Regions from separate parts of the Homo sapiens genome. Here region 1 is linked to region 2. Evidence: read pairs that join two places in POLR2A ChIA-PET (ENCODE). Cell type or tissue: Panc1. All regions are shown on one strand. Links, peaks and the distances in the headings refer to the core of each region. The heading gives the core; the rest is flanking DNA.

Region 1 (15,328 bases), core at 4,689-12,688, 310 kb after region 2:
ATGATCATGCCACTGTACTCAGGTCCAGGCAACAGCATGAGACCTTGTCTCCAAAGAAAACAAAAAACAGAAAAACATTTTAACTATATTTACTGGTTCAGGTCATATTTATATATTATTAGTATTTATGCATATTTCTACAGAATGTTACCATGTCTCCATTTTATAATTTCTACTTAATCTGAGATTCCTTGAGTTAGTATCTAAAAATAGAGGCTAGGCACAGTGGCTCACACCTGTAATCCCAACAGTTTGGGAGGCTGAGGCGGGTGGATCACCTGAGGACAGGAGTTCAAGACCAGCCTGACCAACATGGTGAAACCCCGTCTCTACTAAAAATACAAAAATTAGCCGGACATGGTGGCGCATGCCTATAATCCCAGCTACTCAGGAGGCTGAGGCAGGAGAATCGCTTGAACCCGGGAGGCGGGGATTGCAGTGAGCTGAGATCGTGCCATTGTGCTCCAGCCTGGGCAACAAGAGCAAAACCCTGTCTGAAAATAAATAAGTAAATAAAATAAAAATAGAATAATAAATAAAATTTACTCATCGGCCACATTTATTAAGAACATGCTTTACACAAGATGCCTATACAGATCCTGTTCTCAATCAGCTTCGAGTCTAAAATAAAGGATGAGGATAAGTAAACAAATAACTATGGGCAAAAAAGTAATAAATGTCTCAGAAAAGTTACATTATGAGATTCAGAGATGAAGGGGTACTTACAACTGGAAGGAAATCAGAAAAATCTTTCATGAACTTAGCATTTTAGTATTCCCTGAAGGGTAGGTAAATTTTATTTTATTTTTTTATGTTTTATTTTTTTTTTTGAGACGTTGTCTTGCTCTGTCTCCAGGCTGGCGTGCAGTGGCATGATCTCAGCTCACTGCACTTCCACCTCCTAGGTTCAAGCGATTCTCCTGCCTCAGCCTCCCAAGTAGCTGGGAATACAGGCGCACACCACCATGCCCAGCTAATTTTTGTATTTTTAGTAGAGATGGGGTTTCACCATGTTAGCCAGGATGGTCTCGATCTCTTGCCCTCGTGATCCGCCCGCCTTGGCCTCTCAAAGTGCTAGGATTACAGGCGTGAGCCACCGTGCCCAGCCGGGTAGGTGAAATTTTAAAACGATATGTGATTTTAAAAGCTACATGCTATTAAAAAGTACATTTTCTTGTATGTTGCTTATATCTCAATAAAACTGATTTAAAAAGAAAAACATGTAAATACTCCCAGTAGAGGCGATACATTTGACAAGGGTCCTGAAACAGTAAGACTGGGACTTACACTGGGCAAGAACTGGGACCCATATTTCCTAGAAAAGGGGCCCTCCTGGGCTCCTCTCTCTTCTCATTCTACACACTGTCTATGAAATCTCATTCACTCCTCTACGATGATGACTCCCAACCATATCTCCTGCCCACTTCTTTCAACCTCCAGAACCACATATACAACTAGTAATCCAGCACTTTGGGAAGCCAAGGCAGGCAGATCACAAGGTCAAGAGATCGAGACCATCCTGGCCAACATGGTGAAACCCCATCTCTATTAAAAATACAAAAATTAGCTGGGTGTGATGGTACACGCCTGTAATCCCAGCTACTGGGGAGGCTGAGGCAGGAGAATCGCATGAACCCGAGAGACGGAGGTTGCAGTGAGCCGAGATCACGCCACTGTACTCCAGCCTGGCAACAGAGCAAGACTCCGTCTCAAAAATAAATAAATAAATAAATAAAGTCTGCATTTTGTCTGGGTTTACCAAATATGACTCATACTAACATGTCCCAAATTGAATTTGACATCCTGCCCATAAATCTGTTCCTCCATTGGTTTACCTTCCCAGATTCCTCTAACCAGACCAAAACCTCAGGGATCATTCTAGGTTTTTGTCCACCATATTTAAATGGTTGGTCACTAAGACCTCTATATTTAATCCCTGCAGCCACTGCAATTAAATCTTAACTGATGTTCCAACCTCCATCTTACAACTGCCTTGACCTCTACCCCAAATTTGATACTAAGAGGTCAAGGCTGTGTCTTAACCATCTGTGTATCTCTAGCCTTAAACAGGATTTATACACAGAGAATATTTAACAAAAAGATGCTCAATAAACGTTGAGTCAGTGAGTAGAGAAGCAAATTAGTTTCCCACTACTCCTCCACAGAGGCACTCTATTCTCCAGACTTGTTTTTTTCATACCTCTGTTTCCTCAGCCTAGAGTCAATGCCCTTCCCAATCTTGCTAATCTCCAGGTAGTGTCTTCTCCTCTGTGCTCCACTAACCAGGTAACGTATTTCTAATAAGACCTTATGACACTGTCTTATAATCATCTGCTGGCACCTTAAGACATTATTCATGATTGCCACCTCTATGGTATCCCTTTATCTTAATAATATTTGTTATTATAATCACCAATAATTTGATAAGTGTATTTATCATCTCTAAAAATTGATGACTTTCTATATAGTAGGGATTGTGTTTCATATAACTGTTACAGGCTGAAATGCATCTCCTCTAAATTTATATGTGGAAGGCTTAACTCCCAGTACCTTAAAATATGACTGTATTTGGAGACAAGGCCTTTAAAAAGATAATTAAAATGAGGACATATGGGTGGGTTCTAATCCAATCTGACTGATGTCCTTACAAGGAGAGAAAATTTGGACACACCAAGAAACACCAAGGGCACACAAGCATAGGGAAAAGGCCATGTGAGGACACAGAGAGAAGGAGGCCACCATCTGCAAGCCAAGAAAAGAGGCCTCAGGAGAAACCAACCTGCTGACACTTTTATTTTGAATTGATAACCTCTAGAACTGTGAGAAAATTAATTTCTGTTACATTTTGTTATGGTAGCACTAGTAAACTAATACAATTACATATAGAATAATGCCTGCCACATAGTAGTTATCCGGTAGGCATTATGGATCTATCATAATACTGATATATCTATATCTATATCTATATCTATATCTATATCTATATCTTGGTCTCAAAAGGCAAGAATTGTCAGAGTCATCTTTGTAGTCTAGGCACCCAGCTCAGTAATTAGCAGATAGTACTCATAAACACTAACAGAAAAATGAGTGAGTTTGGTTGAAACAACTCATGAAATACAACTGTGGCAGATAAATTTAGAAATGTATTAAGAGCAAAACACAGAGGGCTCCAAAAGTTTGGGTGAATCTGGGGGCTTTAATCCTATACAATTTGAACAACATAGAAGATTTTGAGACAACTAAAACATTAGGGCGAAAATTTCAGCAAAACTAGTCAAATGATGGTATATAGCATATGAATAGGCCTGGGGGATATAGGAGGGGTGAACTGCAAGACCGAGAATGGGGATGAGCCAAACATAATATATCATGTATCTATACTGTAGTAATTAGGGCCAAATATCTGATACTGGTCACATTTAGAACACAGGTCAATTTCTTCTTGTTCCCATCATTTAATTTCTGTTCCCATCATCCTCAAGGGAGACAATCTGGGTCAACACTTAGGCAACGTGTATATCTTTCAAAATGTTGGCTTTTGTCTTCTATGTATATGTTAGTTTTTTCCCCAAATGGCCAAGTGTTCTGTAAAAGAGAACACTGTAAGCTTCCAAATACTCATGGGAACTTGTAAACGTAATACAACATTCATGTAATTTCCACTTGCTACACAACACACCCTGAGGATGTTTTTCTGGAACATAACAAGTGGTTCTGTTGCTAAGAAAAAAAAAAGAGGTTGCTTGATGAAAGATATGAAAAAAATCTAAACACAGCCAAAATAATGCATTTGAACAATATCACTTTTTGTATCAGAACAAGTGAAGAAAGCAGAGCCATATTCTTTCATTGTGGAACTGCATTTTGTAGTAAAATATTATTATGCACCAGAAACCATTACTTCTTCCTTAAAATATTAATATCAATGTGGTTATAATTAATTACTGAGAAGGGAAAAATATGGATTGATCTTCTCAACTGGCTTTTTCTAAGCACTTAAATTCATTTTCACTACCAGCCCTTAGATTTGTTTCAAAATAGAATTACATTTAAAGTATGGTCCAGGGAATGTAATAAGCACAAAGTATAAAGGGTCATTCTAGAGCAAATATGCAGGTACCCACTAAGAAACCAACTTATAAAAAAATTAAAGCACAATTTAAATAATGATCATAAGAATACAAACACAAACAGCTAACCTTTATGGAACTCTTATCATGTCCCAGCTACTCTGCTAAAGGCTTAAGATATTTAGGATGAACCATATGAAAATGGCAATTTCATAAGGTTCAACCTAATACACTTGCTCATTTAATTCTTACAACCATCCCATTTAAGAATGTTGTTATCATCCCCATTTTACAGATGAGGAAACTAAAATTCAGAAGGCTTAATTTGATCAAAGTTAAAGAGCTAGGAAATAGGAGAAATGGGACTAAAGCCTAGGTCTGAATCCAAAGCCCATATTCTCATTACATATTACACAATAACAGCAGTCTCTGCGTCTTGAAAACCAGGCTGAAGGTATAGGCACACAAGCACTCTCACACACTGCTCAAAACCACTACATATACAGTTGTACGGGTTGTACCCTCACATAGGACCCCAGCAAGGGAAGGGAGTGAAATGGGGCCGACATCCAGCCCATGCTTTACTATCCATCCTGTTACAGGATGGCATCCAACTGAAGAAGGTTCTCTTACTTACCAAAAATTGCTATAGTGGCTAACAGTGACCCTGATGCTGTTGGTATAATTTTTTTTTTCTTTTCTTTTTTTTTTTTTTTTTTTGAGACAGAGTCTCGCTCTGTCTCCCAGGCTGGAGTGCAGTGGCGTGATCTCAGCTCACTGCAAGCTCCGCCTCCCGGGTTCATGCTATTCCCCTGCCTCAGCCTCCTGAGTAGCTGTGACTATAGGCGCCCACCACCACGCCTCGCTAATTTTTTGTATTTTTAGTAGAGACAGGGTTTCACTGTGTTAGCCAGGATGGTCTCGATCTCCTGACCTCGTGATCCACCCACCTCGGCCTCCCAAAGTGCTGGGATTACAGGCATGAACCACTGCACCCAGCCCGCTGCTGGTATAATTTTTAAGAATTTTGAGAGAAAATTTTAATAGTACAGATTAAAAGTCTTAAAAGATATATATTCTTTGATCCAGAAATTTCACTTTAAGGAACTTATTCTAAGGAAATAATTAAGAATCAACATAAAATTTGCATTACAAAGATATTTATCAGCGTTTATAAAAGAGGAAAAAACTAAAAAATCTAATATGTCCAACAATCGGGTATTAGCTGTTATATGAGATCTACATATGATTAAAATAATGTTGGAGAAATATATTAATTAATAAGCTTTTCACAAAATATTATAGGAATGACAAAATTTATAAAAATCCTAGTCATTTTAGTAAAACTAAGATGCATGTATATATTCTACATACAGTATATCCGTGGATGGGGACGGAAACAGAGAAAAAACACTAAGTGATGGAATTAATACGTTTTTAATATTCTTCTTTGTTCTACTTTCGCATATTTTTCTATAAGATATATATAAGCTGGGTGCACTAGCTCACATGGGTAATACCAGCACTTTGGGAGGCCAAGGTGGGCAGATCACTTGAACCCAGGAGTTTGAGACCAGCCTGGGCAACATGGCGAGACCTCTTCTCTACAAACAAAAACACAAAAATTAGCCAGGTGTGGTGGCGTGTGCCTGTATTACCCAGCTACCAGGAGGCTAGGGTGGGAGGATTGCTTGAGCCCAGGAGACAAAGGTTGCAGTGAGATGAGGTCACACCGCTGCACTCCAGCCTGAGCAACAGAACAAGATGCTGTCTCCAAAAAAAAAAGTATATACTTGTGTGTGTGTGTGTGTGTGTGTGTGTGTGTGTGTGTTATATAAAATAACTTAAAAAGAGGTAAAGCAAACAAACAGCAAAAACTATAAGAGGCAAATAACATAAAGCTGAAAAACTGTTACATAGGAAGTCCAGCCATCCAAAATTTTATTCTGCCTCCTAACTTGGAAATTACTGGGTTGATGCAAAACAACTGCAGTTTTTGCAATTATAGAATCTGTGATTTATTATGGTTGAAACTGAAGCAAAAAATATCTAATTTCATGTGAAATTGAGAAATCTAGGTCATTTTACCATATGGCCTGGGTTGAGAACCACTGCCTCAAAATACAGATACAAAACAAAGCACAGGCCAGGCGCGGTGGCTCACACCTATAATCCCAGCACTCTGGGAGGCCGAGAGGGGCAGATCACCTGGGGTCAGGACTTTAAGACCAGCCTGGCCAACATGATGAAACCCCATCTCTACTAAAAATGCAAAAATTAGCTGGGCGTAGTGGCACGTGCCTGTAGTCCCAGCTACTCGGGAGGGTGAGGCACGAGAAAGAATCACTTGAATCCAGGAGGCGGAGGTTACAGTGAACCACTATCGCGCCACTGCACTCCAGCCTGGGTGACACAGTGACTCTGTCTCAAACAAAAAACAAAACAAAGCACAAATTATACTCTAAATATCTTTAGATAACAAAAACTTAAATGAATGTTTTAAAAATAAGAAGCATTTTTTTTTAGTATTACCTATCAAATAAATAGAATTCTCAATAGAGTGAAAAAGCGAAAAGTGGCTCCTGACAGCCAGGAGTTGGCCTGGCACTGTCAGCTAGGCCTCGGCGTACTACAATTAAACATAAACAATTTCACAGAAAGTGGCTCCTGACAGCCAGGAGCTGGCCTGGCACTATCAGCTAGGCCTCAAGGTACTACAATTAAACATAAACAATTTCACAGAACACCAGTATCAGACAAGGCCACCCTGTGCTCATGATGGGTCAAGAGAAAAATTAAACCACTCTGTCTAATCATGTCTAAACACAGACAAAACATGAACATTGTCCTGACCACAAAAAAATAAATAAATAAATAAATAAATAAATAAATAAATAAATAAATAATCAGGCTGGGCACAGTGGCTCAGGCCTGTAATCCCAGCACTTTGGGAGACCGAGGCTGGCAGACCACTTGAGATTACAAGTTTGAGACCAGCCTAGCCAACATGGTGAAACCCCATCTCTACTAAAAATACAAAAATTAGCTGGACGTGGTGGCAGGTGCCTGAAATCCCAGCTACTCGGGAGGCTGAGCCAGGAGAATCACTTGAACCCAGGAGGCGGAGGTTGCAGTAAGCTGAGATCATGCCACTGTACTCCAACTGGGGCAACAGACGGAGATTCCATCTCAAAAAAATAAAAATAAACAATAATAGCCAATGACCAAACATAATCCTGACTAATATGAATGACTGCTGTTTCTTTTTTTTTTTTCTTGTCTTTCCTTTTTATTTTGAGAAAGGCTGCTGTTTCTTTTTTTTTCTTTCTTTCTTTTCTTTCCTTTCCTTTTTATTTTGAGAAAGGCTATCGCTATGTTGCCCAGGCTGGAGTACAGTGGCATGATCACAGCTCACTGCAGCCTCAACCTCCAGGGCTCAAGTGAGCCTCCCACCTCAGTCTCTCAAGTAGCTAGGACTACAAGTGCGCAACCACCACACACAGCTAATTTTTGTAATTTTTTTGTAGAGGCGAGGTTTTGCCATGTTACTCAGGCTGGCCTGCTAACTCCTGAGGTCAAGTGATCCATTCACCCCGGCCTCCCAAAGTGCTGGGATTACAGGTGCAAGCCACCACACCCAGCCAACTTCTGTTTCTTTATCAATCACAGCTTTATTAGCCTTGCTCCATTTTCTTGCCTTCTAGGTTCTTAAAATTATTCCTACTTTCTAACAGCATCTAATCCACTGCAAAGCCCCACTTCCTTATACTCTAACCAAAATCACTTAACGCAAGTCCAAATCCTATATGGTTCCCTATGACACATATTCTTCCTCAGTATAATAAATCACCTCATTTTGTTTTACTGCAGATATATTCCTGGCAGTCTTCCCTGGAGAGCGATAACAAAAGTTGGGACTATACACTTGAATACAGGATGGATTAGGAGTAAAATAACACAGTTACATAGAAATCCCAACAATCAAAAGAACAGATAACATTCTACATAAAGAACAGATAACATTCCACATAAAAGGATCTTTTGACACATAAACTGATCCTATTATGGATTTCCATGAATTCGAAATTCTGAATCTTTATCAGCCCTGCAATTGTTGACTAATATATTTTCAATTAAATTCTCAAATTACAATGTAAATATAAAAAGTAGAAGGTAAATGAAGAAACAAACCCCTGAAAATAATACCTACAACTATACAATTCTCTACTTTAAACACATTATTTTTATGTAGGCTATGAGCTTCTTATTGAGAAGTTTTGAAAAACAACAGGTCATGAAAATTATCTATCTAGAACACAGGCATGACTTAGTATTTAAACGGTAAACTGTCTTCTGATTGATTATCAAGGGGAACCTTGCCCTATGCATCCTTACCTCCTGGGTCCTTATCTGGATTATACTCTAAAGCATTGCTACAGATGAGGTCAATATCTTTCAGGAAATCCTTTGCAGTCAGGTAATTATGTTTATCAATTTTAGTTATTACTGTTGATAAGTCCATTGGTTCCTTGATTACTTCAAGATAATCTGAAACCTAAAACAGATATTTTAATAAAAATTACTTCCAGTTTTTCACATCATCTCAGTTCATAAAAACACAAAATAAAAACAAAGTTCTTTAAAAATTAAATCTAAATATCAAATAAATAATTTATAAAGATAAAATTGCAGCGCTATTTATGCTACCAAAGTTACTATCTGTCATACTTTCCATGAAAGCTTCAGTTTCCAAGTCATACCTAAATCAACTCTGAAATGTTTCTGTTCTTAAAATTTGAAACCATGTCAGCTTTTTTTTTTTTTTTTTAATCCTTCGGGCATATCCGGGAAGATAATGTATGGGCAAAAGTTCCCAATGAGCATCAATAAATATGACTTCAGGAAAAAAATTAAGGAAAATAAAAAGCAAAGACTTTTCATACTATGAGATAAGTTATTCTGATAAATCTCTTTAAATTTTCAACAAAAATTTTCTTTTTCAGTTTTCTAGAGTGAACTATTTCATGGAAAGTATTTTCCACTCCTTTGGAGTCATCACAAACATTTAGAGTCAATTATATAAGAAAATTAAGTATAGTTTTCCTAACCAGTACGAGATCTGCTGGATTTGTCCCTAAGTATAAAGAAATCTACAAACAAACAAACATGCTGCTTTCTGTGCTGATTTTCTGTGAGATAACCCTAAACAGGAGATATTACGTCATGATTTGCCCAATAAATTGAGTATCCCTGACCAACAAGAAAGTGTTAGCAACTTATGTATCTACTGCCTTCCCCAATGCAAATCTCAAATCAAGTAAATAGGTTTGCTATAACAGCAGTCTTAGCAGTAATGTCTAAAATTAGTCCAGGAAAGATTTCTGGGGAGATGGTTAAGTTCTGCTCTATGAAGTTTCAGATGGCATCGATACCATTATTTTTAAATTTACACATTCACACACACACGCACATATATGTAATTTATATGTTTTTTAATGTTTAGGATTACTTATAAAAAATATTAAGTAGAAGTGTATGTGTGCTTTATTTTTCACCTTTTAGGAACTGAAAAACCAGTCAATCTCCCTATAAGGGAGGTAGCAGAGTTATACTGAAACAAACTACCTCAGAAGATATTAGCTGGATTCCTGCTTCTGGTATTTGACATAAATGCCTGTGTATAAGTGGAAACTGTTTTATAAACTAAAAAGCACTATAAAATGTATATTATTAAAGACTATAAATGTTACCACTCTATGCTTAATTTTAAATTTAACATTTATTTTCTAAAGTTTTGCTTTCTCTGCAGTCTGCTTTGGAATTTGATAAAGTTTTCAGACATTTTAAATTCATTAGTTAAATAAAAACTTTTGTTTTAGGTTATCTTGTTTTCCCCTCTCTATCCTTCCCAGAGACTCCTATGTTCTCAGCTTAAGAGCAGAACGAACCTAAGAAGAAAGATAAAGGAGAAAAGAAGAGAAATACAACCCTAAATAAAATATTTATCTGACCAACATTTTCTATCCCCTTACCGTCATTTATAAAACTATTACAGATGGCATTTGAAAATCTGACAAATCTTCTTTGATTAGAAAGAAAAGAGTTTTCCTGAGCAAAAGCAAAATTGGTTTACTCTCAGCATGGGAAGTTGAGTTGGGGGCAAGCCCCTATCCTTTAAGAAGTGTTAGAGTCCAAATATACCAAATAGGGGAGTGGAAGAAAGGGCACACACACATATCACATTTATTTAAAATAATTTTTTAATCGGCTGATAGTTTTAAAATTATTTAAAAACACTATGGGGGGGGGGATGACCCAGCAATATAAACTGATATTTATTAATTTAAAAAGCCAATTAGGCATGTCCTGTTATCCCAGTGGAAAGATATAAAGTAGCTATGATAATGAATGTGGGCTTTGAATTTTAAAAAACTTTCAAGTCTTGGCTATGTCACTTGCCAACAAGTCTGTTTCCTCAACTGCAAAGTAAGAATAATAATAATGATCCTACAAGGTTGATAAGAGGATCAAATGGAAAAAACAGTGTATTGTGGATAAAGGTACAAATAAAATTATAGATAGTCTCTTCATTCCAAAAAGGGGGGAAAGTATTTCTTTTCAGACTTGCCAGGGGGGAGGAATGTAAATGCTAGCTCATTCTTCCTAGTAACAGATGAGGTAATGGTTTCAAAGGTATCTGCTCAGGTCCAAAAGCACAGATTTCACAATTAGGATACAACATTAAACCCTGAATCACCCATAATTCATTTTTTTAAAAAAAGAAATGAATAAAAACTAAAAACACCAAAGCTGTTCAAACATGGAGTCTGAACTATAAGAAAGAGGCCAGTAAAGATTACATTGTGTTCATCCACACACTACATTATCCCAGGATAAAACAAAAACCAAAAATGTAGTTGATAGTATTAGATTCCCAAATGGAAAATTTCTTTTCTCATCATCACAAACCATGCTCCCACAAGCACACAAAATAATACACATATAAAGTGAGAAATTTTCCACTGGGAGCAGAGAAAATCCTTAGAAAGAAAAATAATTTAGTTGCACGGGATATGTTTTAACTTCAAACAGCATCCCAGCCACAGGCATTTCCAAAATATGAAAGACAAAGAAATTTCAGGTTTTTAGCTACCTCTTTTGATGAGGTATACATAATTTGGGAAATGCCAGTATTAACTGGTATTGATTGGTTAATACCAATATACTCTTTGACAGCAGAATTTATCCTGGAATAAAAATAATCTAGTATGGATATTTGACTAAGGCAACCTTTAATCCTCTTAAATCGAAGAGTAAGAGACCACAAAGGTTAATAATAATTAAGAGGCCAATATAAATTGGTCGCTAATTTCATCCAAAAGTCACCAGATGTTTGCTGATGACATCGGTAGTTATCACATGGATTAAAATTTTATAGGCTAGGGGTAATATTCATCCATGCCTTTGCTTTTTTTTCCTTCCAAAAAAAGATGTCAATATTTTTTTCTTTTAGCCAGTTCAACTTCACTGTTTGCACACTACTGAAACAAGACCTCTTCAATATCCACCGGTTTGCTGAAGATGTTAAAGCGTTTATCTGTGGCCAGCCTCTTGGTTACATCCCTGAGAAACAACCGCAACTCTCTTAAAGTATTTTCCTCCTGGTCCTCCATTCGACTTTTTTCTGATTCTGATAATTGACGAGGTGGAGAAGGTAGTGCAAGAGGAAGCACTTCCATAGCACAAAGAGCTAGAGAAAACAGAAGAAAATGTTAAGATTCCAACGTCGTGGGCCAGGACCCTTTTTTGGCATTCTCTCAAAATGTTCTTTAAAGAAAAGAATTACAAATACAGTCATGTGTTGCTTAACAACAGGGATACATTCTAAGAAATGTGCAGTTAGGCAATTTTGTCATTGTGTGAACATCATAAGAGTATACCTGCACAAACCTAGATGGTATAGCCTATGACATACCTAGGCTATATGGTAAAGCTTATTGCTCCTAGGCTACAAACCTGGACAGCATGTGACTATACTGAATACTGTAGGCAACTGTAGCACAGTCGTATTTCTGTATCTGAACATAGAAAAGGTATAGTAAAAATACAGTATTATACTTTTATGAGGCCACCATCGTATATGCAGTCCATCGTTGACCAAAACGTCATTATGCAGCGCATGACTATATGTGTGAAACATGCAAATCCAGCAAGTAAAAATTTGCACAGAAACAAAAAGGGAATAGCTTCACTTTATAAAATAACTCACAACAGGACCCCTTTAAAAAACAAAATAATTTGATTTTGAAATATTATTTATATATAACTTACGAGAAATAGTTCAACACAAATATCTCCCAGTAAAGTATTACACACTGATTTTCTTAAGTCAACCTTGTTTAAAAACTGCTTCTTAAAATGGTATTACCTTAAATGCATAAAAAGTATAATGGGCAAGTAATATTTGAACCTTCCTATCCCCAAAAGAATTCTGATTTTAGGCAGGTCTCCTGCCCTCGTATTCTGAGTACAACAGAGTACGGATAGTGAATGGCACCTGCAGGAAGGGAGGGAAAAAAAAAAAAAGGAACTAAAAAAAGAATTCCACAGTCATGAAGGAGATGGAAAACCAGTCCTAAGTGTCATATGTAAAATCCATGGTACTCACTATCTATCCTAAGAAAAACAAAAAATCTTCTTAAAAGGTAAAGTATTAACTTTCCTAATTACAACGTTCTCTAATTTTAAAAGATTTCCCCTGATATCACACTACAGCTCAGAATTAAAATTCTAAGAATTTTTCACTGATTTTTAAATAGCTCCTAAGATGAAAAGTGAAAGTCAACAGAAGCAACTGAAAAAGAATTATATCAATCGTAAACATAGAAAATTCAGATCTATGAGATTAAAATATATCTAGAAGCATGAAAGATTGAAATAAATCATTTTCATAATGAAATATTTAGATTAACAGGAAGCAACAAAATAAACATAAATAAGGTATAATTTACATATTCAATTTCCCAAGGTTTTGGGAGGGAAAAAACCATAACTACAGCAATTTGACAGGGGTTCATTTTTAAAACACCAATAAAATTTGGAAAGGAGCCACTAAAGAACAATAAAATTATTAAAATGTTACATAATATAACCAATGAAAAACAAACAAAGTAAAAAGAATATGGAAAAATAAGGACTTGGCAGGGATGGGAAATGTATTGAGTATCCTACAAGAAGGGCTCTAAGAAACATAAAAGATGGAACAAGGGTAAAGAGGCTTAAAAATTTTTACCAAACAGGATTGCTACTTCCTAGAAGAGGCTGAAAGATTAAGCAGGTAGATCTTATCCTTTACACATCTTTAAGATTAGGAAAAGAAAATCTCTTTTGAATGACTTAGAATGCAGCCCTTACTATGTCAAGGAACTGAAATCTGAGAAATTCTTGAGGTACCTCTTAAGCTCAATTCTTGAGTCCAAAATTATTGAGTCCAAACCCAAGAAAAATCTAACACTTAAAACAAAGGCAGGATAGATTTTCAAATGGCTAGAATACAACGTTAAATGTAAGGGGTCCTAAATAAGTATTTGAAAAGTCAATCAATAAATAAACTAGAAATGGCAAATGTTCTAAGCAGCTATTAGCCCATCAAATCTATCATGGCCCAAAAAGTAATGAGCACAACACCTGGTGTTCACAACCTGCCAGTTCAACTCCTGGGTACTTACTGTGACTAAAACAGAGGAGAACTGAAGACTTTTTTCTATGACTTTTTGAGCCCCATAATGTGACATCTACCACAGGATGTGGTTGAAGTCATAAGAAGAAGTCCTGTTTAGCAAAGCTTTAACAAGGCTATACTTCCCAATCTCAAGTCAGGTGAACACAATGGACACTTCCACACGTCATCTAAAGATAAACAGAACCTGACAAACTGTCCTCACTTCCAAGAAGAAAGGGCTAAAATAAACTGACTCCAAGAAAGGGTATTTCTTAACTCCATCCCTCCCATTTTCCTAAAGGCTTTACAAACTTTACCAGCATGTTTCCTTCGTGGTGGAGCCATTGATGCCTGATTGAGAATCAATTCTTGAAAAAATTTTCTTCTGTCTTCTTCAATAGGCCTTTGAATATACAAGACCTCTTCATACTGTATTCTAAAGATACATTTAACCTACACATATACACACACACAAAGACATTAAATATATAAAGAATTAAAAGCTTACATATCATACCAAATTGCAATGTCTTCATCTTCCAGTATCATGTTCAATATTCATAGACCATTCACATGGGGTTATAGTTAACCTAGTCCTAGGCTATGCTGTTGAAGGGTTCAACCGCATGGGCTAAACAGGAATGGAAGAATGTCCAGTTACCCAAGTCATTAATGAATGATACTACATATCTAGTAAGAGTCATCAGATAATAGCAAAAAGGATAGCTGGTTGTAACAGATGGCAACAATCTCAAAGGCTTTTACATTAAGAGGGGAAAAGTAATTACTTCGAATCTATAATAGTACAGCTGGAAGAATGTTAACATTGCCATCTCTTATCCTCGTATTTCTTTGTACTCCCTATCCATTGACTTCCCTTACTGTGCTCTTTCCCTACCAAGTCTATTTCACTGTAATCTCTGGAATCCTGGTTCCACTGCAAAGAAACTATACCTCTAGTCTAGTTTATGCTCCATGACACACTCCAAAAAAATTAAGCCAATTATTCTCATATCCTTCAGCTCCATCCACTTGGTGATTACTCACCTCTTCTGTTTACCTACTCAGACTTTGACCCCAGGTGTCCACCTTCCAAGATATGCTGTTTAAATGCTCTTTACCTCATCCAAATTTGTCTACTATGGCATTAAACACTGTATTTAATTTTTATGGTTTTTCTAGAATGTCTACCTTCTACCTTCTAGACACCAAACTCCCTGAGAACAGAGACCACTTCTTATTCACCTATTTTTCTATACCTATCCCAGTGCCTGGTATTTAGCAATGCCTAATAAGTATGTACTGAAAGAGTTAACCTTGTGATTTTTGTTACCCAGCCCAAATCAAACAGGAAACTGCAAATAAAAAAAGGGAGAAAGTCACCAGTATGGAAAGATAGACCAACCATGACACTGTGAAAATATGGATTAGAATCAAAGACATCATATTCCTGCCCAAATTTAGCCACACATTTGTGGTAAAATTTGAATAATTCATTCAGTTTGTCATTTCTAACCACTTACTGGATTAAACCTAT
Region 2 (15,328 bases), core at 3,166-11,165:
ATCAACTCATAAATTTGTTAGAACAGGTAAATGAGAAAATAAGAATGGGCTAGGCTTTGTAAACTTCAAGCCTTATGAAAACATTGTTACCTCTCAAATCGGTCAGCCTGGCTTCTGCAGACACTGTCTTTCTTTGAATACAGCCTACAAAAAGCATGCCAGGAGCTGCATCCCTACCAGCTGAAAATAACGGATCTCATCAGTGGCCAATTGTGGCTCCTTAATGGAATAGGCAATCTCTGCGTTGTGCTGGGTGGACTCTCATGACTTACTCCATCTTTGCATCTTCACTCTCCCCTTTAAAAAGCAGTGCCTTCCGGACCCCGGCTCATGAACTGTCGTGAACCTGATGGATAAACCTTCTGAGAATGTTTATTTTTGTGTTGGCAAGAAGCCTGCAGGCTTTGGTGAACCCACAGTTGATATTATTAATGGATGGATGGCCTGTTTTTCTCTCGTCTTAAAAAGAATATGAATGAGCGTTCCCCTTGCAGGACACACTGGGAGCAGGCGTTCCTGCCCAGGGTCAGAGGTGCCGCAGAGTCCCATATCTGGGCTGACAGGAGGGTGGGCTCGGGAGCCGGTTTCCTCCCTACAGTTTACAGCCTCCAGTTCCTTTGCTTTTCTTTTCCAAGGAAGAAAGACTCTTTGTTGCCCAGTTTGCTGAGGGGTGCTGAACTTCTGGGTTCTGGACCCATAATTGGAGAGTGTGGTTACGACCCTGGCGGGGCTGCTTTCTGATGCTGTGTCAAACTGGAGGCTCCCTAATTGGTTTCTCCTCTCTTAAGGCAGTTTCTCTCCCCTAAAAACATGGTGTATTTTATAAAGAAGTAAAAAATCCTGGGGCCCTTGTTCATAATTCTCTTGACCATCAGTTTGGTTCATGTTAGGAACTATCTTTATTTATAGACTTAGAGGTAAAATGGATCTCAAAATTTTTCTCTAGTTTCATTTTGAAGCTCTCCAAGCATTTAACCCAAATAGCCCATTCAAGGGTCTTGCTTTCATATTGGTCTTAATGCCTTGTCAAAGTCAATTAACATCTCTTGAGTACCTTGGGAAGCTGAAAGTCCTAAGACCCCTTTCACAAGCAGTGACTGACTACCTACTGTATTTTTTAAAATAAATTAGAGTCCTCTGTCCTTTAGCTTTTACGATTTGTTTTCCTTAAGACTGTAGGCTGCCGTTTGATGAAATTAGTGGAAGGGAAAAGGTCAATTTGGCCAAAAGTGTCACAAATTAAGCCCTGAAGCAATCTCTTTATTCACCTGGAGATAGAAAACCATACCTGCCTCCCTGTGATTTCCTGGGTTCATTCCTGGGATTCATTTTCCCAGGCCATGATCTTTGGAAACGTTAAGATTTTACAGTGTTAACTTGGGAACAAAATTATTACTAAAAATTGGTTTCTAGTAATTTATTTTTAAATCACTTTTAAATACCATGTATCTCATTAGAGTGGGACATGCTTAGGTGCATGGATGTAGCTTATAGGCCTCCCAGAAAGGACAATAATGAGTCAAGGATCGTTTATACACCGCTACATGATGGGTGCTATGGACCAGAGATTCCAAAAGATACTGTCTATTAAGCCCAGGGTCTAACTGCAAGGCGTGGGGGTTGGGTGGGTGGGAAAAGAACAAGAAAGGAAAGATGTGAAAAAATAAATAAAATCACTGAGGCATAGACTGATGCTAAATGTTAACCGAGAACAGTTAGAAACCCTTTCAAGGAAAGAGTTTCTGGTTGGGGTCGGCAAAGATGTCGGGAAGCAGGTGTGCTTGCCCTGGACTTTGAGCAGGTGATGGCACTTCTGAGATGGTGATGCTGAGATGGAGGAAGAGGAGGAGGATGTCACGGGTTCTCTAGTTTTAGCACTTTGGGAGGCCGAGGCGGGCGGATCACAAGGTCAGAAGATCAAGACCATCCTGACCAACATGATGAAACCCTGTCTCTACTAAAAATACAAAAATTAGCCGGGCATGGCGGCGTGTGCCTGTAGTCCCAGCTACTTGGGAGACTGAGGCAGGAGAATTGCTTGAACCCGGGAGGCGGAGGCTGCAGTGAGCCAAGATTGCGCCACTGCACTCCAGCCTGGGCAACAGAGTGAGACTCCATCTCAAAACAAAACAAAACAAAACAAAACCTTGATAAATATGACCATTATGTGTCCTGGGGTTACTCTTCTCGAGTAGTATCTTTGTGGTATTCTCTGTATTTCCTCAATTTGAATGTTGGCCTAAAAAGAATGGGAAACAGAGGTTCCTAGGAGTTAAAGAACTTACCTGCTGTCACAAAACTAAGTGTCAGTGTTAGAATTCTAATTCAGATGTATCTGATTCCAGGGTCTTGCTTTTAACCCTCTCTGTGAATGTATCTATCGGGGTCTTGAAATAGACATATTCAAATGTGTAATTTGGAGAGAGTTAAGTAAAATGACTATCCACAAAGATGAATAGGCACAGTATAGAGAAACCATCATAGCACAGTGCCCCCAGGCTGATGATGGGATGAGGGGAATTACTGCCTTTGAGCATAATGGTCAGGGGAAGGAGCTATTACAGGAATCCAGAGAGAGAGCCTTGTGGAGCTCCTTGTTCCCCAGCTAGAGCCATGACCTGCAGGTGAGGGACACCCTGCTCATGAAGACGCAGAGAGGGAGGGGAGCAGGGGAACCAACAGTCAACCCTGACCCTGTCCCCAGTCTCCTGCTAGTGCTTGCATGGGCTGAACCTAACCAGAAGTCAGAGGGTCCAAAACATGAGGGATGCTCTCCATACAGGTCAGGTGAGCCTCCCAGGGCTCGCCTGGGAGAGGTGGGGAAGAACAGGGTGGGGAAGGTGGAAGGCAGGTCAAAAGGGCCCAACACAAAACATCCAGTACAGTCTATAATAGCCAATGGGTCATTCACTTCCAGACCTTTTCATCAGCACATGAGGAAAAGTCCCAGAGAACTCAGCTGTGCATGTGGTTTATTTTTGTTCAGAACTGTTTCAGTTGTCTCCCCTAGAGGTAGGGACCACAGAGATGGAAGGGCAAGGCCACTGTCGTCAGGACAGGCGTAGACAGCCTGTGCTTCCTTCCCACCACTGTCCCTCTAGGCTACAGTCTAGCCTATTCCATATTCATTCGGCACAGCCTGGAAAGGAAGTGGATTAACCCGACATGAACTCTGAGGGTTTTGGCTCAAGAAATTGGGAGCCACTTCTAAAGATGGTGGCTGGGATCTTTGGGCTCTCAAGTTAGTAGACTTCACAGTAGCCTACAGGGCCCTACGCAATCAGGATGCTCACCACTCTGGCCTCACCTCTTACTAGAATCTCCCTCCACCAGCCACAGTGGCTTCCTTGGTGGTCCTGGAACATACCAGCCATGTTCTCACTGGCTGTTCCCTCTGCCTAGAACACTTAGGGCCAGATGCCCACACGACCTACTCCTCATCTTGAAGTGTGTGCTCAAATGTCCTCCACTCACAAGACTGGCCCTGCCCACCCTACTTAAACTGCACCACAGGCCCCCCGACAACATGCACCCTACCCTGCTCCATTTCTTCTCTAATAAATTGCATATACTACCTTCCAAAATATGATACAATTTTCACTACTTTTTAAGTGTATTGTATATTCTGTGTTTCCACCCTCTAGAATATGAGCTCCCTGAGGGCAGGAGTACCTTTCTCTTTTGTTCACTCATGTATTCCCAGTGCCTTGAACATACTGCCTGACACATAGAGGGAATCAATATTTATTAAATGAATGAATGAATGAATGAGATTCTCAAGCACCTAAAAATGGTTTGACCCCTATCTCCTAGACCTCTCTGTTCACCAGCACTTATCTGCCAAGGATCTTTCCCAGAATACATCGATCACCAGTATTGCCAATACCTTGTGGTCAAAGTGATCAGTTTCTCCTTGTGCTTCACCTTGGAGAGGAAATGTACTCGCCACTTTGGTTCTGTGTCAAAATTAAATGGCGACCTTGGCTGATTTTGCTTCCCCGCAGAGGTTATTTCTTAGTCGTAAAGAGAACATTCTATCCTTGAGAAAAATAATATTTTTGCCACCTTCAGCTTGAAAATGGCTATTTGATATGGATCACGTGCATCTCTATCAGCGGCCGCTGGAAAAGCTTAGGTTGAGAGGATCTGAGAAAGACTCGTTGCGTTGTCAGAGGGAAGCTGACCATAAGGCAGAATGAGTTTACAATAACTTATTTACCTGTCCAAATCCTTCATATCACATTAAAGCTTTCCCCTGCTACCCGGGACTCTGGAGTGCTAAGAGGAAAAAGGAAAATCAATTGATAATGATATATTTGGTTTAAAAAAATATATTGATTCCCAGGTAATGACAGTCGTGCGTTTTGCAGTGGGGGATGCCATTTCCCGTTGTGAAGATGGCTTTCTCATAGATTACATTTAAAAGAAGGAACCAGGAGTAGCTCTGCCTCCCCGTAATAGATAGCCTCTTTCTCCTAGGTATTAAATCTATAATTTAAAAAAAAAAAAAAATTCTCCCCAGGGAACCTATTCTTTGCCTCCTCAAGGTCTTCTTGCCCATTGTGTGAAAAAAGTAATGATTTGTTTTTGTAATTCTAGAGTTTGTGTCCTTTTCAGTATTAGATTAAAGACTTAAATGTTTTCTTTTTCCCCATTGCTGGAGTTTCTTAGTTTGGATTAGATGGAAGACAATACCATTGTTCTCTCTGTTATTCAGTGTCAATGGCTCAATGGTGGGGATTAGGGCTGTGTGTATTCGGAGGATGGGCGGGGGATGCCTCATATCTGCCACTCGGAGTACTCTGCTACCCACTTCGCCCCACTTTGCATGTGCTGGCAGAGTTTGTGCACAGCCTGTGTGAGATAATCCACAGTATGCAACTCAGCATCAGGGATATCTGAGGCAGAGACTAGCATCCAGTTAGTGTGGGGACCACCCAGGATGCTGGAATTCAAAAGACATCTTTTTGCAAAAAAAAAAAAAGAAAAGAAAAAAAATTAGACCTTTTCCCCACCCCTACCCCACTGTTTTTCCCTCTCTTTCTAGACTATCTGGCTTCCTGGTGATGCTCACGCTTTGCTAAGTGTTGGCGGCCATCGTGGTTTTCGCATCCTGGGGACGAATCCTGAGCTTGCCAGAGACGGGCGGCGCAAGGTAGGTCTCTGCTTAGCTCACCTGGAAATAAGAAAGGCATCAGACCTGAGCATAGCCAGCTCTCTCCTCTCATGCTAAATGTGTGGGGGAAGGGAAGAAAGTACAGTAGGTCCCCTCGCCCTCTTCCTCAGTGCGATTTTACCACAGGCGTGTGTGATCAACTGGTACTGGGGCTTAGCTAAGCCATTTTAGCCTCAATCCTCCTAGAATCAACCAAAGAGAATATCTATGACTCTTTTTGTTGTTGTCCAGCCCAGGCTGGAGCGCAGTGGCGCAATCTTGGCTCACTGCAACCTCTGCCTCTGGGTTCAAGCGATCCTTCCACCTCAGCCTCCCAAGTAGCTGGGACTACAGGCATGTGCTATCACGACTGGCTATCACGTGTGCTATCACGACATGGTTTCACCATGTTGGCCAGGCTGGTCTCCAACTCCTGACCTCAAGTGATCTACCCGCTTCAGCCTCCCAAAGCGCTGCGATTGTAGGCGTGAGCCACCGTGCCCCATCAGAGAATCTCTGTGACAGTTCCTTGCTTACCTGGGTCTTGGCTTTCCCCAGGAGGTTAGATCTAGGGATGGCCAGCAACTAGATGACCTTTAACCTCCTTAAAAACTGTAATTAAGTTTTATAATTAAGTTTTGGTATTAAAATGTATTATTAAATATCATGAAAATATTATTTATTCATTATAAAGGGATTTTAAAGGATAGTAGCTAAAAGTATATAAATGACTTATAATCCTGTTCCCCAGAGATAACCATTTTAGTGTTTCTTTCCAAGCTTTTTCTTATGCACATACGTAAACAGTGCACACAGGATCTGACTGTGGGTACTGTTCGGGGGGCATGTTATTTAGATTCCACAATGTATCAAGCCATTTCGTATGTCGGTAAATAGAAATCTATATCACCATTTTTACAGACTGTCTACTCTGTGGATATAATAGCATACATGATTCACTTAATGCCCTAACGATGGACATTTAGCATATTTTAAATATTTCACTATTACAAATAACAGCACAACAAACATTGTTGCATATGTATCTGCATAGTCATTTGATTACTTCTTTGGCTTAAATTTTTAGAGTCCTAGCTTAAACTTTTGACTCCAGGTTCTCCAAGCAGGATCAGGCAGCCAGAAATGCCGGGGAACCTGGCCTGCCTTGGGAGGGCACAATCTTATGAACAGAATCCGTGATCTGGGATCTGCTTTAGCCCCCACCAGGCAGGCCAGGAATGTGCCTGCAGAGGCAAGGAGGCCTGGAGCTGGAGTTGACAACGTTCACCACATTTCATGCTACTGAAGGGACAGGAGCTGGGCCTGGAATGAAGCAGGCTGGAGGGCAGAGGAGTGGGCTCTCGGATCCAGGACAGTGGAGGCCCAGCTGGCCCAGCCTTGTATGTCCTTGTGGGACTTGAGCCTTTAGAAGTACAGGCTGCGTCTGCATAACACACAGGGCCTAGTGCTGGGTGAGCACAGGCCATAGCAGCCCCGGGACTGCTGTATTCTCAGCCGCCCACCCTCATGCCTTCTGACCGGTGGCCTCCTGGCCTCTGCCTTGGACCAAACTCCAGCTTCCCTCTGCAGCAGGGGCAGAACATCAGACCAACAAGGCTCCTGCCACGTCCAGATTCTCTGCTGGTCAGAGAGCTTTCTCTTTGGACTCAGAGACATTGAGGTTGGGGATGGCTGTCCCCTGCCAGAACCCTTGCACAGAGAGGAGAAAATATGGCTTTGGAATCTCAGGCTAGGCGCAGCCTTGGTTGTCAGCAGGAAGCGGGAGAAGGCTCTGGGCTGGGCCAGGATCAGCCACTGAAATGGAAGGTTCCCCACCCTGTGACCCCACAGTGCATCCAGCCTTCAGCCTCCCAGCAGCCCAGTGGGGGCAGCCAGAGGAGAGGTGGGTTCTTGACCTAGGGAGCTGGTGGGCTGTTGGCACACGCCCATGGCACCACTGGTGGGCGACAGCTGTCCTTGCTAGCGATATCGCCGGCACTGGGGAATCCTTTGCCTCCAGGCCTCCTGTTGGGTCAGAGAAGGGGAGTTGGAAAACAAGACAGCGCAGCGTCAGTTTGGCAGCCATGGCATCCCCGCTCCTACACGGGGCAAAGAAAAGATTGAGGACGTATTCTTCACAGAAGCCAGCTCTCCTTGGATGCACCTGTGAGTTTGGCAAGAGTGAAGGGAACAGAGACACCCCAGGGCAGTGGGTTTTGGTTTCTTCAATGTTGACCCTTAGTTTGGGGTCTAATCTTCCCTGCTGCTGATGCAGGGTGGCACATGGCTCTTGTTCTCTTGTTCGTCCTGAGCTCTGGCAATCATGTACTTTAGGATGGGGAGGGACTTTGAGGGCAGTTTCACCAGGCATAGCTGGTCAGATGCACCCTATGTGGGCCTCTATCTCTGTGCCCCCAGACCAGGGTCCCTGTTGTGAACTCAAGTCTGTCTTCCCTAGCACTCGGCCAGTTCCTGGAGGATGGGAATCATACCTGATCTGTCTCTGTGTTCCGCTCCCTCTGCCACTCATACCAGTACCTGATGAGCTCTCAGTAAACAAATCACTACGTGCAGCTGGGACTGTGCCTGGGAGTGTCCGCAACATGCAGCCTGGTGCTGGCTGTGCCCTCCCCTCACATGCAGGAGTCCCATTGATTTCCAAGATGATAGGAAGGTTCCGAGGCCCCTAGATGGTTCTGTGACCCCTGGGGATCAGTGGAAGCAGCTATCAGTTTACTGTGGAAACTGGGCCAGCTCACAGGGTCCTGTGTAACCTGCTACAAAACAGGCCAGTTCAAGAGCCATGTGTGGAGGGCTGCGCTCTGCTTTTCTGTGGTTTGGTGGAAATCACCCAAATAAGTAAGAAGGCCATACTGGAACCAGCTAGGAGGAGTGAAATCTGATACCTGCACTGCAGGAAAGAGGGGTGGGGGGAGTTGAGCCGAGGACTCAGTTTGCGCAGAGCCCAAGGCTGAGCCAAGAATGGCATTAGCAGACACCTCGGGCTCTGGAGGTGGTGAAGGGCAGTGCTGATCGTCACTGGTGCTGGAGCCACCCTGGGCAGCATCCCCTGCCTCCATCATTGAGGCCGTCTCAGTACTGTCTGTCCAGGCCGTTTGTCCCCCTGCCCTCAGCAAACGAAATGCCCTAGATGCCGCCTGTGTCTTCGGAGGAGGTTGCAAATGTCTCCAGAGCTAACGGCAGTTAGAGAACACCATGGGCCATGTCCTGGGCTTCCACACCCCCCGCCTTTACTTCCCCCAGTCCATCCTGCAGGCGTCCTCTCTGACCGCACTCCCCTGCCCGCTGCCTGCCTTCCCTCCCTCGTGCCATGGACAGCCTTACTTCCTGAGCTCTCCCCTTGTCCACTCCCCTCTTGGCCTCCGTGGTGTCCACCTCAAGGAGGGACCTGCAGGCAGACATCTCACTGCTGCTCCGGCCGACACAGACACTCTGCTGCCCCCTTGTCTTCTGACTGTACCTGCTTTCCCTGGCCCACTCTGGGGACCTCTGCAGCCCCTTCTTCAAATAGGTATGTGGGCGCTCACACCCCTGAAAAGGCCGTGTGACCACACCCACTAGCTGGGGCCCAGATCCCTCAACAGAACCTCAGCCGAACCCTCAGCCCTACACAGGCATCATTTGGGATTCTGGTCCGTTCCCTGCCTGGTGCCCTGCAGCTGCTCCGCACCTTTCCATCAACAGGGCTGCAGACCCCCAGCCTGCGCTGTCCACCTCGGTGTCAGCAAGTGGCCTCTCCTCCTGCTTCCTGTCCATCTTGCTCGTGTGAGCTGCCGTCCTCCAGCTCCACCGCCTCCTCCTGCCAGGAAGGGAAGCTGTTGGTGCCGCAGGCTTTCCTTGGCTCCCTGTATCCCCAGCCCTCCCTCCACTCCCTCTGCTTCAGCTGTTCCCAGACTTGACTCCCAGATGGCACCTCTGTCCTAAGGTCCGGACCATTTCTCCAGTGGCTCATGCGTAGCAGATCCCTGCTGTCTGATTCACATATCAGACTCTACCTGTCCAAAACAAAGCTGCTTCCTTGCTCTCCAAGGAAGCCTTGTACTCGTACTGTCTCAGTCCTCCTCCCTCCCTCCCTTAGCCATGCATCTCCTTCTCCTTTGCCTTAGGCTGCTCACCTTCCTTCCTGGACCCTGAGCTCACTGAGGACAGGGATCATCCTCTTTTCTCTACAAGCCCGGCACAGGGCCCTGTTCATGCATATCTCTTGGGATTAGATTATTTTATTCAGTTCAGAGATTACAGAACCACCGACAGTGTGTCCTCATAAGCAGCGTGGTGGCAGGGAACCTGGGATTGGAGGCAAGCTCTGGATTCTAGTCCCAAATCTACCTCTAACTCTGGGAAAGCCCTATAAAACCTTCTGAGCCTCAGTCTTCTGAGCTGTAAAACGGGAATAACCACGGCCTTCCCATTTCTCAGGACCTTGAAAGGTGACAAGGGAGGAACGGTGCCACCAGGGCCAGCAGTTCTTAGCCCTTGGTGCACATTGACCGGAGTGCTTTAAGAATTACAGATGGCCCGGCCGTGGTGGCTCACGCCTGTAATCCCAGCACTTTGGGAGGCCGAGGTGGGCGGATCACTTGAGGCCAGGAGTTCAGGACCAGCCTGGCCAACATGGTGAAACCCCATCTCTACTATAAATAAAAAAATTAGCCGGGCATGGTGACACACGCCTATAGTCCCAGGTACTCGGGAGGCTGAGGCAGGAGAGTTGCTTGAAAGTGGGAGGTGGAGGTTGCAGTGAGCTGAGATCGCACCACTGCACCACTCCACCCTAGGTGACAGCGGAAGATTCTGTCTCAAAAAAAAACAAAAAAAAACTACAGATGCCTAGGTCCTTCCCCCAGATATTCTAATTGCTGTCATGAGGATATCAGTGTGTTTTAAAACTTTAACCACTACTTTCAACTCATAGGTGTTATTACCAAGTTCCTGAATTCTATGGCTTGAGGAACTGAGATGGGAGTTATAAAGAGTTTGCAAAACAATATTCCTGGATGATGTGTAATTTGTCTCATCTTTCAGTTCCTTTAAAATCTACCCCCTGGATCAAGCCATCCAAAAGCTGGGTACCTTGGCTATGTTGTACTATGTTCATCTTGCGCCACCCCACATGAACTCTACGGGCTGTTAGAATATCTGCTGCCCTCCATCCAGGTCACAACAGTGCACCCTCGTTTAGGATTCTGTGGCAGTTCATGTTTATCCTGTCACTTGTGACTCCTTTGCTAGGACCCTTGGGAGAGGTGTCTCTGATTCCACCACAGACATATTCTTCTCCCGAGCCACTGTCATAGGATCTCATGGACCCACAAATCATGTTGTAACAGATTTGCCTCTTCCATGCTCTCGAAACGGTAACTCTCAACTCTGGCTGCCTATGACATCACCCAGGGAGATTTTTTAAATTCTCATACCCAGGCTACATACCAGATCTGTGAGATCACAGTCAGTCTCTGGGAGGTGGATCCAGGCATCTGGATTTTTGTAAAGCTCCCCAGGTGGTTCTGATGGGTGTGGCCAAGGTCAGAAGCACTGCCAAGCCTGGAGGCAGATTTGTGGCCCACCTGTAGCCTGTGTATGGCATTTTCTAAATACGGTTTCATGTAGGCAACATTCCCTCCTCCGTTTCCTGCTCCTACACTTGTGATTCTCTCTCCTACTTTTGATTTATGGTGTCTTAATGTATCCTTTTAAGTCCCCTGCAATCCTTTCTGGAACTTAGCAAAGTGAAAACAAATAGAGTAGAAAGGTTCCTGCTTTTCTCTGGCTGGGATCTGGGCACAGCTCCCACCCCAGTCAGCCCTCGCTGGAAAGAGGGTAGGAGCCTCCTGTTTCCCCAGCCACAGTAGCTGGTCAGCAGCCTCGTTCTGTAACCCCACAATGGGTAATTGTAGCTAGTTCTGCCAAGAGCCCTCCAAGATCCCGTAGAAGAGGCTGGTTTGGGCTGAGAGCGGTGGCTGACGCCTGTAATCCCAGCACTTTGAGAGGCCGAGGCAGGCAGATCATCCGAGGTCAGGAGTTCGAGACCAGCCTGACTGACATGGCGAAACGCTGTCTCTACTAGAAAATACAAAAATCAGCCGGGCGTGGTGGCACATGCTTGTAATCCCAACTGTTCGGGAGGCTGAGGCAGGAGAATTGCTTGAACCCGGGAGGCAGAGGTTGCAGTGAGCTGAGATCACACCACTGCACTGCAATCTGGGTGACAGGTTAAAAAAAAAAAAGAAGAAGAGGCTGGTTTGGTTCACAGCATCTGAGTGCTGAGACTGGGCTGGGGGGAGATCAGAGATGGCTAACGATGGTCACCAAAGCGCCACCCAGTTCAGGATTGTGGAAGGCCATGCCCCCCTTTTCCATCTTCCTTGTCCGCTGCCCTCAGTCCCATGCTAAACAGCAGGCGGAGATTGTCAACAAAAGGCTGGAGATGCCCAGGGATGGACTCTTTCCCCAGTCCTGAAAGCCAGGGAGCTGAGGATAGCATGCACATGGGCAGTTTCTCTTAGTGAATGGCGGGTGAGATGGAGGGGCGCACAGCCGTCCAGTCTAGCTACAGAACCTTGTTTGGCACCTGGGCTAGAAATAGCTTCTCCACAAACCTCAGAGTTTATTTTTACGGCAAAATTTGATTTTCTAAGAGGCCTGTCTCCTTGCTTACCTCGCACCTGCTCAGGTGGCTGCGGCTGCCAGGAACAGTGGTGAGTTTGTGTCCTCCGTGAGGGCACCTGGCCAAGGAGACATGGGTGCTGACCCCCAGCCTGTGCTCTGGGAGTGTCGCTGTGCCCTTGAGAGTTCAGAGAGAGGAGTGCCTCTTTCTAACTTGCACAAAAGCATCCATCGGGGAAAGCACCATGTGTGCATCCTGCTCAGGGAAAGCACTGTGTGTGCATACATTGAGTGACCATGCTCTGAAATTGATGGACTTCTCTCCTGTAGGGATGATCTCATTTACTCATACTCAGAGGCCACTCAGAAAGACTTTTAAGCTTTTGTTTTCTAATCATAAATTTCTCCTCTCTCCCTCCAACTCCACCCCTGTCTCTCTCTCTTACAACAGGACAAATAGTGCCAGGAGTACTGGGGACTACAGGATGAATACCCAGCACATGGTGAAACAGAAGAGTGTTGCAACGCTCACTCATTCATTCATTCATTCATTCATTCATTCATTCATTCATTCATCCATCACTTACTGGTAGTCACATTGTACATTGTCCTAGGTCTGGGATCCAGAGAGGTCAGACTTTCGCCCTGCCTGCAAGGAGCTCTCAGTCCGGTGGGGCAGCCAGTACATACGAATTCTTACATGATTAACGCGATCAATTCTTATGTGGCAAATATGTGATAAATGCAGCAAAAAGAATGTATACCAAGTGCTATGGAAGAGCAACTCATTTACTTGACTTAGTGAGCATCTACTATAATGCTAGGCATTGTTGTAGGCACCGGGGGTATCACAGTGACCATATGAGATAAAAACCCCTGACCCAGAGCACACACTTGAGGGGGTGAGAATATTCAGCAACTAGCTTAGTTTGATCAAAACCATAGGCTTCAAAGAAGAGGTGAGTTAAAGCTGGAAATTGAAACCTATGCATTTATATGTGTGTGTGCAGGGAACACTAGGCAATGGGAACAGCTTGTGTAAAAGCCTGAAGATATAAAAAGACCAAAGATATCAGAGCAAAAATGCTAAGGGAAACCTAAGAATTGGGAGACACAGCCTTGAATGCCATGCTAACCCTCCCAAGGTCACTGTCTCATATAATGGGGATGTAGCTGAAAGCTCACAGGGCATTGGCCAGAGCCACCCTCACAGCTAGGTTCCATGTGGACTCCCTGACCCCAAAACAGAGACTCCTTGGCAACTCCCACTCCAACTCCAATTTGTTGGAACCTCTAAGGCTAAAGATAGACGATTTATGTTACCTCCTTCTGTGACCTAGTGCTTTTAGGTTGCAAAGTGTTTTCATAGCTTCCTCTCCTGGATCATGAGAGGGACTCTAGGAGGTAGACAAAAAGGGGTTCTTGTTGCCATTTATTGTACCAAGGAGCAAACCAAAGCCCAGAGAGGTCTAGTATCTTGCTCAAGGTCACACAGCCCATCAGGCAGAGCAGAAACTAGAGTCCTTGTGTCCTGGTTCCTAATACAACCCAGGGGCCCTTCTTGTTCCCATGTCAGCTGCCACTCCTTATTTTGAAGCCTAAAAAGCTCTCAGCAAGTATCAATCACATGCCTGCCTGCCTCCCACGACCATTAGTGCAGCACATACGACGTGTCAAGCCAGGCATTGACCATCTGCTGGGCTGCAATGTGGTCCCAACCCCCACTCAGGAAGAGAACTGAAGGAGTCACGTATGGGCTGCCCTTCTTCCCACCCACCATGACCCAAGAGGCCTAAAGACCATGAGTCAACCAGACCCAGGCTGTCACCCTCCTGAGCCAAGTGGAACAGGTCACAGAATGACCATCGCAGGCTGGAGACCCCTCCACTTGCTCCTAGACCACCTGGAGGCCATTCATGACAGCCGCCAATACCTATTTTCACCCTTTCTTGTAATCAGGCTGGTTGTGAAGAGAATGGGGAGATTTCAGCCTCACACACAGAGCCCGAGCTCACCTGTGGAAGACAGACGTAGCCTAGCAGTCCTCACGGGCCACCCTTGATGTGTTGCAACTCATTTAGATAAAAGTGTCTGGCTCGTAAGGTAGCAGCAACAGCAAAAATCATTAGAAGCACATTTCTGCTTTTACAAAGTAACCTAGTAACAGCACAGGAGGCAACAATTAACCCGGCACTCCGTTCTCTAGGTACACAGGCAGGTGCTGAAAGTGGAAAACGGAAGTCAGAACACAGAGACATTCTGTCCAGGCCCTTCTGGGATCAGCACTCTGGGATGTGGGATGGCCCCGCCAGCCAGAGAGCCACACCCCTGCCATTAGCACAGAGAGGAGGTGTCCTCCCTCTCCATCTCAGAACAGTGTGATTATTTATTTAGCACCAGTTCAAGGCTTTCTGAAATGCATTCGCGGTGCTCTGCCATCTTGCGCAGGTCCTCCCTGAACTACCACTGCTGCCTCTGTGGATCAGATAAAGGAAATCTGGCCTGCACCAGTCTCTGCTGGGCTCTTGCTCCCATCTCTGCAGACTCCTGTTCTCCCTGACCTACCTGAGTGTTCATATCCCACCTTGGGGCACTTGGTCCCGCTGAGCAAGTCTTCCAGAAGCGCCTCTCCCATCCCTACCTATCTCCTGGCAAAGAGCTCCAGGGCCGCCCCCGAGGGAATTCTCTCTCCTCTGATGCCATTATGCCATTTCTCTCCCTGGCACCCTTGTAGTACTTGCTGCTTCCTGGTTCCGGTGTGGTCCTGTCACTGTCCAGTATGCCCAAGGCTCATTCCCACCCCCAGTACTGAGGGCAGCCTGCAGAGCCAAACACCCTACACAGGCTGAAAAGGAATTGATGAATGGAAAAAGTCAGTTCCCACGGCCTCTGGCTGTGCTCCTGGCCCCTCAGCCCCACGTCCTCAGATCCCAGAACTCTCTCAGGAGACTACCGGGAGTCTTTGGTGGCAGGGACTGTCTCAGTCAGTGTGTCTCAGTCACAAAGCCTGGCACAAAGAAGGCTCTCAAATGTTTCTGAGATAAATGAATGATCTAAAGTGGCTCCTTTAACCTGTCTAAATTGTGTGTGAAAGGAGCCAGCCACACCCATCAAGGCAGCTAACAGCTGCCCATGTTAGGGCAGAGGGTGACGCACTGACCCTGCTCTCCCAAGGCCACCACCCCTGGGGACATGGTGCACCCAGCCAGAGCCCTCCTTCCCACTGTTCCAAGCATAGTCCATGGCCCAGGAGGAAGCTAGGCCTCCCAGATCTTGCTAGAACCCAGGCTCTCAGTATGCTCAACATTGCATTCAAGCCATGTTTAGAAAGGTATGTTCCATATTCAGAGGGTCCTCACGGCCTTTGTTCATTCATTCAGGCAACAGCAAGCAGCAGAAAGTAAATGGTCACAAGCACAGCTGCTAGACTGCTTTGGTCCTAACCCCAGCCCTGCCCCTTTCCAGCTGTGCAACCTCTGGGCACAGTCCTTAACCTCCCTGTGCCTCAGTTTCTTCATGTGCAAAATAGAGATTTTCATAAAATTT

What was found. Peaks named below come from ENCODE experiments on the same cell type or tissue, not always from the same donor. Only the 100,000 strongest peaks of a DNase experiment are listed, where the experiment ranks them.
Region 1: POLR2A ChIA-PET joins it to region 2 with 12 read pairs; 2 of 35 experiments call an interaction of 5 or more read pairs at or near these places.

Annotation. Positions count from the first base shown.
Region 1 is chr2:23,774,404-23,789,731 of GRCh38, forward strand. It overlaps ATAD2B (ATPase family AAA domain containing 2B), which reads right to left. Exons shown (of 28, transcript NM_017552.4): 20 at 14,109-14,244; 21 at 11,624-11,820; 22 at 8,466-8,625. Among named protein-coding and RNA genes, the nearest start is that of ATAD2B, 150 kb to the right of the region's middle. RefSeq lists an enhancer at 13,962-14,011. In Panc1, for the core only: no CTCF peak of the experiment used is centred there; no DNase peak of the experiment used is centred there.
Region 2 is chr2:23,470,513-23,485,840 of GRCh38, forward strand. KLHL29 (kelch like family member 29) reads left to right here. Exons shown (of 14, transcript NM_052920.2): 2 at 5,048-5,155. LOC124907741 (a long non-coding RNA gene) reads right to left here and starts at 4,992. Exons shown (of 2, transcript XR_007086244.1): 1 at 1-4,992. In Panc1, for the core only: no CTCF peak of the experiment used is centred there; a DNase peak (open chromatin) is centred at 10,609.